Linked DNA regions of Homo sapiens: region 2 is linked to region 1. A link is a loop called in an ENCODE intact Hi-C map of the cell type or tissue named here. Cell type or tissue: MCF 10A. All regions are shown on one strand.

Region 1 (2,500 bases):
ACAGATTCCCTTTTTTCCTCCTTTGATGAAAGGCTGTTTTGGACGAATGGGTACCTCTTGCTCTTCTACTAGACATTACACTTCACCATCTGTTCAAGCACGTGAAATAATAAAATGATCTGCATATTTTTAGAAATAATTTTGAATGATAGGATGTGTCTATGGTTGAAATGACATTATATTTGCACTTCAACACAGTTTACCGAAATAAATTTTTTTTTCAACTTTCTCACTTGCGATGATGGTGGTAGGAAGGGTATTAAAATCCCTAAACTGAAGGGAAAAAAAAAGTTTTTCTTCGAAATTTACTTCCAGGACGTCAGGGATCTACTGCACTTGAAATATGATTCATCTGGAAAACCACAGGCTTCCAGTGCCTCGGTAAAGTGGGTAGGTTACCAGGGTTATTTTGCCGCGTCCCCAACACCAGTTGTTCCTGGGGATCCTCTGTGGAGCAGATAGGTGCCCGTCATAAATGAGACGGTGAATTCAGGACTGGCGGGTGAGGTCTAAAGTGGGAAAGGAACCCAGCAACACCCGCGGTGAGCGGCGGCCGAGAGGCACCTGCCGGGTCCTGCAAGCTGGCGGGAGCTCCGAGAGCCGGAATGGGGCGCCTCCCTTCCACGCGCCCGCGGAGCACCGGCCTTGGACGGCGGCGGGGCGCACGGCCCGCGCTCGAAGCCCCCCCGGGGGCAGAGGGCCGGGCTGGCTGGGCCGGGTGGCCCAGGGAAGGGTTCCCGCGGCAAAAGATGCCGGGGCGGGACCCGGTTCCCTCCCTAGCCTTCAGCGGCCCCAGGGGCGGAGCCTCGCCGAGCTGAGGCCCGAGGGGCGGGGCTTAAGGCCGCGCGAGGAGGGCGCGGTTGCCGGAAATTGAAGAGCCGGGGTTCAGATTCTGACTGCGGCGGCTCGTCGGGGGAGACTGTGGGTGTAAACGGCCTCCAACCTGCCTCCCTACCTGTCGGCGAGAGAAGAGAGCGGTCCCTGGCTGCAGCACCCGGGAGCCGCAACGCTGGCACAGCACCGCCTTCCGGTTTCGGCCCTCGGCTGACACTAACTCGCTCGGCTGCTCCGCTGGTTCCATCGCCGCTGCCGCCACAGGCTCCTCAGCCACGGCTGCGCAGACGCTGTCTCTGCTGGCTCGTTATTCACTGCGCTGGCGCGGCTTGGCAGAGGCGGGGCGGCGAGCGGACGGTCACTATGTCTCTGCGCAGGCGCCCGCTTCCCCGCTCTGGACTCTACTGCGCAAGCGCCTTCATTCATTGCCTAACCTAAGTGGCTAGGTGTCGGCAGGCTTTGTGACAGGGACACTTCTTGGCACCAGTGACACATCTCCATACCCACCTGGCCACTGGGCTTCACTTAAAACCTAGACAAATCATTAGGTTGACCTTACTGTTTAGTTTTCTGGGATCTGAATTTAGTCTCCTGAATAAATGGGGACATTATTGGGGGCAATATGAAGGGAATCTGGGTCGGACTTCCCATCAAGTTTTAGCCACATTAGCTTCTTCTATAGGAAACTACTTAGAGGGGCATGTATCTTTTCGGTATTGGAAAAAGATGCGTGGAAACTTTAATTGCTGGTCTCTTCTACTCATTGTGACCATTTACTATGCGGCAAAATGTGTCAAAGCGCCTTTAGAAACTTACTAAATCATCAGTTTCCTTACGGGGTCGGCACGCTTGTGCACAAAATGAGAAAGGTAAAGATCAGAAAGGTTGCAGCACAACTCTAAAGCCACTGCTCTTAATTAACTAGGATTGTCAGGAAAGCAAGATTATTTCAGACAGAACAGTATTATATATGAACAAGGGTGAGAACAAATTTAGGAATGGTTAGTAGACCACTGTGGCTGACCCACATTACACGTGGGGAGAAGTGGTAGTAGAGGTAGGTAAGGCAGAGTGGGCCCAGAGCTCCATGGCTTTAATGTCATGCTAAGGAATTTAACATTAATAACATGAACAATGGGAATCTGTGGAATTTTAGGCCAGAAATAACTGTTCGATATTTACTGTCTGCTGTATGTTAAGCACTGTAATGATCCTATCTGTGCTTCAGAAAGATAACCTATGAATAAATAGAGGGGCTAGATTGAAGAGAGGAAAAAGAGTAGAGGTAAGGTATCAGGTAGCTATTACCTCATCAGTCTAGCTCAGAAAGGCCCTGAAGCTAGCAGAGGGAACAAAGATATGGGAATGGACTTGAAACAATTAAAATTGTACAGAACTTAGAAACTAGCTGGATGTCTGTATTGTGATGGGGGTGACACAAAGCAACTGCTGGTTTTCCCAGGTTAGATAACTAAGTAGCTGGTTGCCAGTTATGGGAGCTTAAAAAAATAAGATGAACCACCAAATTAGGGGTATCTCTGTGTATGTATGTGAGCACATGAAAGTGTGTACGATTGTGAAGAGTGAAAAAGGAGCTGTTTTACGTGTTGATTTTTCTGTAGAACATACCATTGTGGCTTCAGTGTATGAACTATTTGTGAAGTTG
Region 2 (2,500 bases), 81 kb before region 1:
CTGGCCAGTTATTTTCTGAAGCATGTATTTCATCTCCATTTTCAAACTTGCTTAAGAAAAACTAAAGTAGGTGTCCGTGTTTTAATTTGGGGCAGGGAAGGGTTAAGAAGCCTTATTTTCAGGGATCTCCCTGAAAACAGCTTTCCAAAACATAACGATTACAAACAGAATCCCTACAACTCAAAATGTCATTACAAAAAGCAAGCTTAAGGGAGAAAGGGGTGGGAAGGGGTCTTCCTCTACTTAGAAGTGGGGGTGGGGGAAGAGAGTGGGGAGAAGATTCTTAAACAGCAGGAAAGGCAGTTAAACCCGCTTCCCAACGGTCCCAGCCCGTCCAACCGCCGCTTAGGCCAACTCGGACTCAGACCCTCCCGAAAGGTGGGCAAAAAAAACAGGGGTGTAGGAGCGCACCCAGTTCCGGCCACGGAGGAAGGAGTTGGCCGGGCTCTCCTCAGCGAACGTTGGAGCCGTTACGGATGGTTTCAGCAACACCCACCCCTCACTCACTGCCCCCAGGCCCGAGGCGCTGTAGACAGGGCTGGAAGGGCTGCGGTGGGTGACTGCCTTTCAGTGCCCGGAGCCTGAGGGCCGGGGGAAACGAGCACGAAATCTTCGGAGGTCTCTCCGTCTGACGTTCCCCTACAAACACGGCCTCGCCCGGACCCCATCCCCACCAGCACAGCCCAGGCCTCCCCGGGGAGCCGAGCGGCTGAGCCAGAAGAAGCCGGGAGTGTGCGCGTTCGGGAGCGCGGGCGGGCATCGGGGCCCACCGCCGCCCGTCCTGCCCCCGCCGCCCCAAAAGTGTCCCCCAGACACTAACGCCCCCCACAAACATCCGCTCCGGGGCTGGACCCGCGGCTCCTCCCCGCCCCCAGCCAGCGCTGGCCGCCCCCTTCTTGACCCCGGCCCGGGGGACACCTGGAGGCCCGGGGACCAGGCGGTGGAGGGGTGCCCTGGTCTGGAGGGTGGGGCGCCCAGGTGAGGGCCGCTCCGGGCCGACGCCGCCACCACACAAAGGACCAGGGGCTCCCGCCGCCATATTGAAAACTTTCCTCCTCGCACGACAACTCGCAAGTCCCCCACCCCCACCCCACCCCATCACACACCCCCGCACCCCGGGAGCGGAGGCGAGGACCAGCCTGCCGAGCCTCGCCGGGCCCACAGTCCTCCCTCCAGCCCGCGCCTCCGCCAGGCTCCGTGAGGAAACTCCCCCGCGACCACCCCCGGCTCCTGCCATCACTCCATCCGGAACCGAACCCGAACCTCCGCACCCGGCCGCCCGAGCCCCGCGGCGACCCGGCCCTCCCATGGCACCGCCGAAGCCCCCGGTTCTCCCACGCTCCTCATCTCCCACCCTGGAGAAGCCCCCGTCTTCCTCCCCCGGCCTCAACTCCGACCTTCTAGGCAGCCCCAAACTTGACGAGGCCGGCGGGGCGACCGGCTCCCCGCCCCCCGCGCCTCGGGCCTCCCCGGACCCGCGCGTCCCCGCTCCCTCCCCCAGCCACGAGCTGGATCCGGGGTGCTGGCGTGACTCACCGGCGGCGGCCGCACCTTACAGATGCCAGTCTGCTCGGCTATGGGCCGGATCTTGTGGATGAAAGCGAAGGGGTCCGCGAACTCTTCCCAGCTGGGTTCGAAGACCGGGCACTCGGGTGGAGGCAGGAACTCGCCCAGCGGGCCCGGGCCCCCGAGGGGCAGCGCCGGGCGCGGGCCTGGGTGCAGTGTGGTGGCCGCCTCCATCACCGCAGGCTGGGCAAGGGCGAGGCGAAGGTGGGCTCCGGGACCGAGGCTGCGAGCTCCGCTCGGTCCGAGACCCGTGCAGACGCGGCTCGAGCAACAGCAAGTCCGAGTTGTACGGGCAACGGCAGCACCTTGGGCTTTTTCAGCCTCCGACGACGACGTCTCGCCGCAAGCCCACGCCGTGCGCCTCCGCCGCCACGGCGAGGAAAAAGAGTCCCACCCCACCCCCATCGACCCACCCTCCGCGCGCGGCTCCCCGCCCCGCCCCCGAATCGGGCGGGGCCGCGCCTTCCGCTGTGGATGGAGTTTATCCTTAGGGTTTCAGTTGAGCCAACTTTTATTGACCATTTACTATGTATCAGAGTTCCTGCCCTGAAGAAGTTAAGTCTGGTAGAAAGGATCAGTCCCATAAGCCAATCATTCAATCACGTCAGTACACAATGGTAGGTGCAGTAAAACCCAGGAGGGGGTTTTGGAAAGAGTATTGGAAACGGAGAAGGATTTTCCAGTAGAGATAACAGCTTGAACATACACATAGCATGTTCATGAGAAGGCAATAGTAGTAATAATAATAATAACGTAACATTTTGGGGCACTTTCATATCCTAGGCACTGTTCTAATTGCATCGCATGATTAATCACACAACCCTATGAGATAGGTACTCTTATTTCCACTTTACAATAAGGAAAGTGAGGCATAGGTAGGTTAAGCAATTTGCCATAATTCACATGGCTAATAAGTGATGGAGACTATTGGGAG

What was found. Hi-C counts contacts between places; a loop is a spot of excess contacts. Peaks named below come from ENCODE experiments on the same cell type or tissue, not always from the same donor. Only the 100,000 strongest peaks of a DNase experiment are listed, where the experiment ranks them.
Region 2: it touches region 1 in a loop (13-fold over the local background); 53 of 110 quality-filtered maps call a loop at or near these places.

The regions. Positions count from the first base shown.
Region 1 is chr1:202,888,018-202,890,517 of GRCh38, forward strand. It overlaps RABIF (RAB interacting factor), which reads right to left and starts at 1,132. Exons shown (of 2, transcript NM_002871.5): 1 at 956-1,132. The coding sequence starts at 1,081. RefSeq lists a silencer at 538-827 and an enhancer at 898-1,167. In MCF 10A, no CTCF peak of the experiment used is centred here; DNase peaks (open chromatin) are centred at 494 and 1,164.
Region 2 is chr1:202,806,566-202,809,065 of GRCh38, forward strand. It overlaps KDM5B (lysine demethylase 5B), which reads right to left and starts at 1,856. Exons shown (of 27, transcript NM_006618.5): 1 at 1,537-1,856. The coding sequence starts at 1,740. RefSeq lists silencers at 741-810, 911-1,030, 1,431-1,630, 1,661-1,870. In MCF 10A, no CTCF peak of the experiment used is centred here; DNase peaks (open chromatin) are centred at 1,106, 1,546 and 1,906.